Linked DNA regions of Homo sapiens: region 2 is linked to region 1. A link is an interaction called in ENCODE POLR2A ChIA-PET data of the cell type or tissue named here. Cell type or tissue: MCF 10A. All regions are shown on one strand. Each heading gives the region's core, and the rest is flanking DNA. Links, peaks and the distances in the headings are about the cores only.

Region 1 (5,393 bases), core at 204-5,203:
ATTTGCTAGAAAGACTCACAGGTATCACTGAAATATATTATATTTACAGCTTATTATAAGGAAAGGATACAAATTAGAACCAGTCAAGAGTAGTGAATCAGTGCGAAGCCTGGAAAGATGCCAAACAGAAACTTTTCATCGTCTGCAAGGACACATGATTCTTCCAGCATGGAAGTGTGACAATAGTTAAAGAATATTGCGGCCGGGCGCGGTGACTCACGCCTGTAATCCCAGCACTTTGGGAGGCCGAGGCGGGCAGATCACGAGGTCAGATCGAGACCATCCTGGCTAACATGGTGAAACCCCGTCTCTACTAAAAATAAAAATAAATAAATAAATAAATAAATAAATAAAATTAGCCGGGAGTGGTGGCAGGCGCCTGTAGTCCCAGCTACTGGGGAGGCTGAGGCAGGAGAATGGCGTGAACCTGGGAGGCAGAGCTTGCAGCAGTGAGCCGAGATCGCACCACTGCACTCCAGCCTGGGCAACAGAGCTAGACTCCGTCTCAAAAAAAAAAAATTAAAAATAAACATAAAAATAAATAAATAAATAAAAGAATATTGCCAAACGGGGAAGCTCCTTCATGGTGCAGAATTTTTCCTAGGGCTTTATGATGTAAGCTCAACTGTTAGAATCATCGCTCATATGGTTTAACCCAATCTCCGGCCTCTTCCCTTTCTCCCTCTAATCCCATGGTTGGGCTTCCAGGTAGCAGCCCCCACCATGAGTCATCTGCTTAGCAAAAACTAGGAGCTCACCATGAGTTACATGGATAGCATGAGCAATCAGAGGTGGTATGGTGCAAAGGTCCCCATCAATAACAAGGAAATGCCTATTGCACAGAATATTCCAAGAATTTGGAGGTTAACTTCCAGAATTCAGGGACAGAAGCCAGGCTGCTCTTTGCATAGAGGCAAAATCTTTGATGGAGAGATAGATATTCTGAGACTCTATGGTCTTATATGCATATATCCTGTTTCTCATCATACTTTTGCCTACTAATTTACCATCCATTTGCGATTTTTGTCTGCAATAATTATTACTATAAAGTCTGCCAATTGATGACTGACCTTGCTCTTAAGAAAAACAAATAGAAGTATTTATGGGTAAAGGGATCCATCTGCAATTTACTTTGAAAATGTTAAAAGGAAATAACGTGCATATATTTTAGAGAGACAGAAAGAGAATTGTGAAGAAAATGTAAAGCTAATATTTGGGAAATCTGGGTAAGGGGTCTAAGAGAATTCTCTGTTATTCTCAGAACTTTTCTATAAGTCTGAAATACTGTAAAAATAAAAAGTTAAAACTTAAATACCAATAGTACATATTATTGGGACTATTTATGGGTTTGAAACCCCAAAGTAATATGGATTGACACCAAAGATAAATCTTCAAATTATAGGTAGTGGTAATAGGTTGTTGGATTTCTTTTATATTTATCATAGTATTTTTATTACTAGTTTTCAAGTAAAAAAATAGAGGGATCTAGAGAAGGTAGAGTTGTTGGGTAGTATCAGCATTCTTGCCTCTGAAAATGGACATAAAGAGGATTTAGTTATTTGACCTATTAAGTATCCTGTTTAATTAAATTGTCTCAGGATCTGTTCAGATAACTTACTAGGAAACTCCAGGGAATAGTGAATTGTTCCGGCCCAGGACTTTTAGAAAATGCCCAACTCATGCTTACTAAAGGCTTGTTTAAAATTATTTTAATCAAACTAAAATAAAATTGTGGAGATTCTATTTTACTAATTAATAAATCTGTGGAAATGTAGAAACAATACTAGTAAAAAGTGTTCACTTCAATTGTAACTCCATATTCACCAAAAAAAAAAATCTAAAATGATAAGATGTGTTTTGGTGATAGAATTGTGGACTAAAATTCTAGACAAATTCCCTAGAAAAAAAATGAATAGGAAAGAAAAAATGTAATGCAGTATCTGTAATTCAGCTCTAATTTGTAAATTTGTTTGTGGTTTTATTAAGATTTGTAGTGAGCAATTGCTTTCCCCAGGCTAAGCACTATTTTGTTATAACCATGACTACATTATTTTCCCTGCATCACCAAATTGCCTCATAAGAAGAAGGTGTCATCTTTTGAGTAGTGTGGGCCACATTTCCACCAGCAGCAGCCAACTGATTATACTCTGCCAGTTCACTGGGACCAGTCCAGGAGTCAGAGTTTGCCAATGTGCTGGGAGAGGTCCAGCAACTCTTTGGCAGTAGAATGGTCTTACCTGGAAGAGCTGTGGTGGTCTGGATGGAGCAATTCCCTGAGCTGAGCTCAACAGCCTAAGGACATGGATCAAAAGAGTCCTCTGCTGGCTAAGGCTCAGGTGACTTCCGAGCAGGTTTCTGGGGGAAGTTCAGCAAACCGCTAAGATAAATCCACTAGAAACCATCTGACAATAAATTAAGGGAAATTTATTGTCAATTTCTCAATTGTCAAAAACTCAATGGCAATACTCCAAAAGTTACAAAAGCAATCCATTAGAAATTAGAAGCATTGCATAGATTCATAAGTAGAATTCTTGGCAGTCTGGTGAGTACACTAATTTTTTTCATTTTTCTTTTTTTTTTTTTTGCTGTTTTTTTTGCAGAAGAACATCAAAATGGTATAGAAACACTAAATCAATTTTTAAATATATCTTTATAAAATATTTACATGTTACATTAAAATATGAATACTCACAATATCTCTCCTAGGATTCTAACACTATGTATATATCAAAGCTAACTAGTATAAAAATAAGTCTGGTTTACATTTTGTATCTTCTAGTATTATTAGGATGATTGAAGGTCAGGGGGCTGGTGGGTGCAAGTTGGAAAACAATTTATTATAAGAAAATAAATTTCTCTTATGAGTAAAATTAAAATCAGTTCTTCAGAACTGAAAAAAGATAAATACCAATTTAGTCTTGAAATTGATTTAATTTTGTTTCTCTCTGGGCAAAAAACACTATTGATTTTCAGTTTAGTATCAATAATGAAAAAAAATTCATCCTCAATCCCTTATCACTGCTCTGAAAGTCCATTTACACATTTACTTATCTATTTATATCAACCAGAGTTGACTGAATAAAATTTCAGAGTTTATACTACTAATAGATATTCATAATATGATATCTCTCAGAAGCGAAGTGAAAATCAAATAGAAAAATTATAAAAAAGAGAAAGAATATTTCTGTTGCAAATTTTCACTTTTATAATGGTCATTTTCATATAAGATGTATTAGCAGTTTCTGAATCATGTTGATATATGTGTCAAATAATTACCGACTCACTACTAGTTGTCAGACTAGTATTTCAGTATTATAAGGATGTTACAAAATATGTGTAAGATACAAGTTTTACAATGGAAGATCTTATAATCATACATATTTGAATTACTATTTTGTCTAAGTCAAAAAGCTTCAAATTAAATAAAGAAGACAATAATACCATGTCCTAAACCTAAAAGAACTATAATTTAAGGATGTCTTCTTTTTAAATAACAATTCACAAGACCAAAGTTTTTTTAAAAAATTTCTTACAAGGTTATTATAAATTGTTATAAATTGTCATTTATAATAACCTTGTAAGAAATCAAGATAAGTTTATGGTAAATCAAGAAAATGTTTAGACAAGAGGAAGAAAAGTTTTCATCCATAAGATGTTTTTTCAGAGTTTTTATTTTGTCATATTAATATGTGATTTGTTTTTGACAATGCTTAATGGAGAGAACTTAAGTTTTGTAAAGAGTAAAAGTAAGAAAAGACAAATTCTTTTGCCTGATTGGAATGAAGTTATTTTAAAACCATATAAGTGACCCTTAAGATCTTTGGTGCATAGGACAAGGCAGGATAAGCGCTTGCTATTTTCCATAGTATGTTTTGGTAGAACACCATAGATTTTGGGACAAGGACACAGTACACTATAATTTGGTTGCTTTCTAAAAAAATCTGTTTACCAGTTGAAAATTATGTTCTGAGATAATAATAGAGTAAAATTTACAATGCTTTCAAAACATGTATTGATATTTAATCAGGCTACTGTTTAAACAGCTGATCCTATAACATTTTACACAAATATTGGATTTTCTGGTATCATTCTATAGATATTCAAGGACCCTTTCGTATTACTTTTCAAGTAACAGTATCAAAATAGCATGAGGTTTATAATCATTCAGCACTTAACTTTTAAATGTTAGCATTTGTGCGTTGTTGGAATAACTGCACTGAATCTGGAGTTTCATTACATCACAAATAAAATACTTGCAGACATTCCTTTTGTTCCTTTGTCATTATAGCAGGTGAATATAAACAGATCACTATAAAAGTATGTGATTTTTCAAACAAAACAGTGTAAGATTTTCATATAGTGAAAGCTATACTTTGCTTAAATAGAATGTTACCTTAGAACGAAGTTTATTTATACAAAATAAGTGATATGGTTTGGCTCTGTGTCCCCACCCAACTCTCATCTTGTAGCTCCCATAATTCCCACAGGTTGTGGGAAGGAGCCAGTGAGAGATGATTGAATAATGGAGGTGGGTGTTTCCTGTGCTGTTCTCATGATAGTGAATGGGTCTCACAAGATTTGATGGTTTTAAAAACGGGAGTTGCCCTGTACAAGCTCTCTTTGCCTGCTGCAATCCACATAAGATGTGATTTGCTCCTCCTTGCCTCTCACCAGTATGAAAATGGACTAATATAGAAAACTGGTACCAGTAGAGTGGGTGTTGCTGAAAAGATAACCAAAAATGTGGAAGTGACTTTGGAACTGGGTAACAGGCAAGGTTGTTAACAGTTTGGAGGGCTCAGAAGACAGGAAAACATGGGAAAGTTTAGGACTTCCTAGAGACTCATTGAATGGCTTTAACAAAAATGCTAATAGTGAATGAACAATAAGGTCCAGGCTGACATGGTCTCAGATGGAGATGAGGAACTCATTAGAAACTGGAGCTAAGGTGACTCTTGTTGTGGTTTAGCAAAGAGATTCGTGGCATTTTGCCCCTGCCCTAGAGATTTGTGGAACTTTGAACTTGAGAAAGATGATTTAAGGTATCTGGTGGGAGAAATTTCTAAGCAGCAAAGCATGCAAGAGGTGACTTGGGTGCTGTTAAAGGCATTCAGTTTTATAAGGGAAGCAGAGCAAAAAGGTTTGGAAAAATTGCAGCCTGATAATGCAGTAGAAAAGAAAATCCCATTTTCTGAGGAGAAATTCAAGGCAGCTGTAGAAATTTGCAGAATTAACAAGGAGACAAATGTTAATCACCAAGACAAAGGGGAAAATGTCTCCAGGGCATGTCAGAGGTCTTCCCAGCAGCCCAACCCATCCCAGGCTAGGAGCCCTAGGAGGAAAAGATGGTTTCATGGGCCAGGCCAGGGCCCCCTGCTCTGTGCAGCCTAGCA
Region 2 (5,393 bases), core at 163-5,162, 300 kb after region 1:
AAGTAAAAGATGATTTTTGGAATACAGAGAAAAGTGAAACAACTCAGAAACAGTCACATACCACATGTTCTCACATATCAGTAGGAGTTAAATAATGTGTACAGATGGATGTAGACTGTGGAATAATAGATATTGGAGACTCAGAAGGCTGGGAGGGTTGGGAGGTGAGTGAGGGCTGAAAAAATGACTTAATGGGTACAATGTACACTATTTGAGTGATTGTTACACCTAAAGCCCAGACTTTACAACTATGTAATATATCCATGTAACATAACTGCAACTGTACCCCTTAAGTTTATGGTTTTTTTAAAGAAAAGAAAAAAATCTCATTCAGATTGGAGTTATGAAAACAAATAGGAGACAGTGGTGGAAGGAGAGACTTGGACACAAAGGAGAGGGGAAGAATAAGGCTTAGCCATAAGTATGGGTTGCCCTCTTCCCCATCCTCTCTTTTTAAAGAAGCCTGTGTTAATTATAATGCCACTTGGGAATAGAAACAATGAGTTAGTAAGATGCCTTCAGGATTAGATCTGATGACAGATTCTCTGAGGTCAGACACCGAGCATGGTGTGGAAAAATATCCAAAAGATTATGAAGCTCCTAAGAGGGATGCAGAAAGGCTGAAAGAATTTCATTGGACTAGGATAAACATGCATTCGTATCCACGGGACACGCTGACTGGATGCATTTTGGATCATACAAGCTGAAGACCCACATGGTAGGACCATGGATACCTACTGCACATGTATCTGAGACAGAAGTTCAAGCGCCATGCCTGAGCCAAGTGAGTTACACCTCAGTGAAGACAGAATATGGCTGTGAACCACAAGCCTTCTTGTCAAAAACAGGATCTAGAGTACCCATCAAAAGAAAAGAATGGTAAGAGGAGATTCCAAAATTAACTGAATGTGTCTCCAAAGAAGACTGAGAACTAAAAAAAAAAAAAACTGAGAGGACCTTGAACTATCTAGGTTTCTGTTTTGACTACTAACAGCTGCTGGAGAGCTAAAGTTGGTGTTTATATTTTTTTGTCCTCAGATACTCTATTCATTGTGACACATAGCCAACAATATAGACAATATTATAATGACAAGAGTAGATATAATGCATGTTTAACTATGGCAAACATCAAGGATGCTTCTGTGATAGATGGAAGGGAGAATAAGGAAAGAAAGTTATTGCTCTGTCAGAAGAGGTACAAATAGCCTTCATTAAACAAGGGCTGACATGAGCATGCTGTGCAACTGTGTAGCTTTAAGCAGTATAGTTATGGTAATTAAAAGAATGATTTCTATTTTTAAAACAATATTTATAGGTAGATGTTTATTAAAGTTGAAGCCATGTTTCTATACATACATTTTAAATTATTCATGATTTATATGACTCTCCTCCCGTACCTCCTCCTCTTCGTCCTTTCCTTCTAGAAGGTAAACATTGGCAATGGCCCTATAAAAATGATTTGAAGTGAAAGCTGCCATAATTTTTTATCACTGTCTTATCAATACAGTGATGTGACATTTTATAAGTTTAAGTTCAGTATCATCACAGGTAAAGTTAAGTCTTTATTTAAAATTTCCAGAATCAATAACTGAGCCTGGTAACATGGCCCAATATTTCAGTTCTTTTCTGGTGCAACATTGCCTATACCATATCCTTTCTGCTGCATTTTAAAATATTATTTCTTATCTCCAAGGAGCTAAAAATGGCTAGCTGGAGTATCAGGAAATACCTTGCTTTTTCCTCTTTAGCTGTTTCTTCTTCAGGTAGACTTAACTCCATTCATTCATTTAGTCATTCATTATTGTGTCTACCATATATGCCAGTTCAAATGATTTATTATTTTAATTTTTTGAAAGTTTATGTTGAAATATTTATTTTACTATTATATGTGGCCAGAGTCTCTATGATTTGCTTAAATTGGAAGCATTTAAACACTTTAATCAATTTTGAGAGTAATAGTTTCCACATCCCAAGGTCCTGATTGCTTCTGAAATGATGGGCTCATAGCTATGCTATGAGCCACAGAAACATGCAAAGTAGGTTCTCAAAATTAAGATATAAATTAGATTATTAAAAAAGCTCAGAGCTAGACAGTGGGCTAAAAAGTATTATGAGTATTCTGATAGGCTCTATTTGTTACTCAGATGCAAGTCGAATGGTACAATCATTTTCATGGTGTGGTGCAACAATTCCAGAGGGTAACATTCACAACAACCATGGCAAAAATGGAATTCCTGGTATTATGCATAATAATGATTCTACACAGCCATTCTGCAAACTCCACCACTACCACTTCCACCACCTCTGTCCCTTCTTTCGTCAAATATATTTGTGTGCTTACTAATAGGTGATCCCTTTCCCAGTATTCATCAGGCCAGTCTTGGTGGTCTCACTCCCCTTGCCATCACAGTTTAAAAATGTGACCCAACAAGGGTGAGAATAAATCCCCTGATGGCTTCTGGATAATGGTTTCCCTTACAAAAAAAGAGACATAGAGCAAGACAACACTCCTCTTCTTCCATTGGATGTAGTCTTGTCTCATGTGATGTTTGAAGCTGTTGCACCCATAATGTGGAGTAAAAATCACCAAAATATTCAAGATAGTAGAAAAGAAACCCAGGAACTTCCCTACCCTTATATTTTTATTGAGAGATAAATAAACCCCTTAGTTCTTGAGCTACTGTTAGTTTCTCCTTCTCTTACTTGCAACCAAAAGCATCCTTAATGAAAGCCACGAATTTGGCTACTGCATTTATGAGTATGGAAATGAAAAAGAATTGTGTTACTTCTTGTCATATCTTCTGACCAGAAAATACAAAATGAAACAAAACAAATCCAACCTTCTGGTGTTTCCACCAGTCTCACTATGGGACTGCAAGTCACTGCCTCTTGGTTTACAAAGGACATAATTAACATTTGGTGTTTACCAGTTGTTTTGGGGAGGTGGAGAAACAGTAGTAAATAAATTAACTTGGTTTTTAAAAATTAATTGGCTGTGATACTTGGGAGATCACAATATAGTATGGACTCCTAAAACACAGTTGATCCACTTGGTAATTCTGTGTGGATCTAGGGATTTATTTTTCTGTACCTGTATAACTGCCTTTCTCAATACCTGAGGCTCTCTTCACCTCTCTTTACCCAGATAGTTGGAAATCTGATTGTTGTGAGTATGACACCTGTGCGTATGACTCCACATGGAAAAAAAAAAAAGATAATATTTAGAAAGTGCAGCCAGATTTCTCAGAGGTGATACAGCCCAGACCTTGTCACTTTTGGAAATGATAATAATAAACACACTCGAAGCAGGGCACTTATTTTTATTTATTTATTTCATAATTTCAACTTTCATTTTAGATTCAGGAGCTACATGTGCAGGTTTGTTACATGGTTATATTTCATGATGCTGAGGTTTGGGATACAAATGATGCTGTCACCCAGGTAGTGAGCATAGTCCCTAACATTTAGTTTTTCAACCTTGCCCCTTTCCCGTCCTCCTCCTCTTATAGTCCCCTGCATCTATTATTGCCATATTTATGTCCATGAGTTCCCCATGTTTAGCTCCTACTTATAACTGACTACATATAGTATTTGGTTTTCTGTTCAGCAGGGCATGTTAGATAGCAGACAGATTGTACTTAAATATGCCTTTTTCTGATTACCTGTAAACCTATGCTAATGAGGATGGACGCCTAACACTGCAATCTATTTGTTTGTTTAATTTAGGTTGAGAGTCATTATTCCTATCTGTTGCCAACTAATAGGAAAGAGTACAAAAAAGGAGAACTTTTCAGTTATAAGGCTCAAGTCAACCAACATCAGGTCACTTGATAATGGTAGACCTGGCAGGGGTCCAAGGCAGGGGATCCTTCAAATATATTGTGGATGTCTTCACTCCTGTGATGGCTGTGAACTGTGGTGGAGCATCTATGTATCAGCAAGAAGGAGAGAAGAAAAGCATCAAAAAAGAGAAAGTGAATGGATATTACTTTCTTGGAAAAAAACACAGTATTTAGTGTTCTCAAAAGGAGAATTTTATTTTTCTTGTTTTAAATAATAATAATAAAAAAACCCGCATGGCTTGTGGCCTTAAGGAGAGAAGCACAGGTACAAGGCTGCTTTTGTACTCTATTAAGGTTGAGATTAAAGTCCCTACTGATAAACTGAACATTCTTTAAAAGTGACCAGAAGCAAACAGTGTCTGTTTGCTGCTACTTTATTACAAAGACACCACTGAGAATAGCTAAGAATATACTATTTGATCTTTAACAGGTTGACCAAATGATTGCAGTTGGCTCCAGTACATGAGATGCTTTCTGCAAATTATTGTTTCTAGTTATAAACCTTTATAATATCTCAGAATGAATTATGTATGTATTTCATGTTTTCTTTTCTGTTATCAGCCTTGATGTTCTCATTTCAAGTTTCACCCTAGCCTCCTAATAATGCAATATTGAGGCCATTCAGACACTAATTATGCCTCCGTGGCTTTTTTGAAATGACTAAATCAGCATCAGTTCTATAATTATCATTAGCAAGTTTGCATCAGTGGCTCACATCACTTGAAAAGCTCAACTTAAATGATTTGTGAATGTACTCATCTGATACATTGAACACTCTCCATAGATACAAACAGGTGCTTGCATATTGCTTTATGTAAAATGGAAAGTCTGCACATGCATATTGTATGAAATACATTTTCAATTCAATATTAAAATATTATTTCCATACTTGAAATATTAAGCTATATAGAGACACCCAAGATACCTGTGCTTTAAAAGCTCAGTTGGGGTGAGCAGTGTAAGGAAATAGAAAACTATTACTCATACTTAAGGCTAGACCTGATGTCTTCCTCATTTTCAGAATGTTCAAATAGGAATCTGGCAAGGATGATTGACAGGAAGAAGTATCCAAATGCAATTCATCTGTATTTTCATTGTTTCTATTCTTGAATTATTGATATTGCCAGTAGTCGTTTGCCATGAAAACAAATCAAAATACGTATGGTAAGCACTTACTTGAATGCAACACTTTTACATGTTAAAAAATATTTACAGTACACCATGCTTATAATTTAACAAAATGGCAAACTGGTAGGGAGAATAACTATAGCAAAAAAAAAAAAAAAGAGCATGGTACAAATTATAATCTTAATTCTATGACTCAATGTATAAATGTCGTATGAGAAAATATTACAGGAGAAGAAAACAGCTACTGAGAGGAGAAACCGTGAAGATTTCTTTGTATCTCTTAGAAAGGAAAAGACTCACCTTAAACAGGGAAAACCTGATAAGAATTTATGAATTTAGGTCTCTTTAGGAATAGTGGAACATATATGAAAAGCTAAGCCATTGTACTTCCCAGTGGCAATCACTTTATATATGTATACACAC

What was found. ChIA-PET counts read pairs that join two places held together with the same protein. Peaks named below come from ENCODE experiments on the same cell type or tissue, not always from the same donor. Only the 100,000 strongest peaks of a DNase experiment are listed, where the experiment ranks them.
Region 2: POLR2A ChIA-PET joins it to region 1 with 5 read pairs; 3 of 35 experiments call an interaction of 5 or more read pairs at or near these places.

Annotation. Positions count from the first base shown.
Region 1 is chr2:164,041,618-164,047,010 of GRCh38, reverse strand. No RefSeq gene overlaps it. Among named protein-coding and RNA genes, the nearest start is that of FIGN, 310 kb to the right of the region's middle. In MCF 10A, for the core only: no CTCF peak of the experiment used is centred there; a DNase peak (open chromatin) is centred at 2,200.
Region 2 is chr2:163,742,300-163,747,692 of GRCh38, reverse strand. No RefSeq gene overlaps it. Among named protein-coding and RNA genes, the nearest start is that of FIGN, 9.0 kb to the right of the region's middle. In MCF 10A, for the core only: no CTCF peak of the experiment used is centred there; no DNase peak of the experiment used is centred there.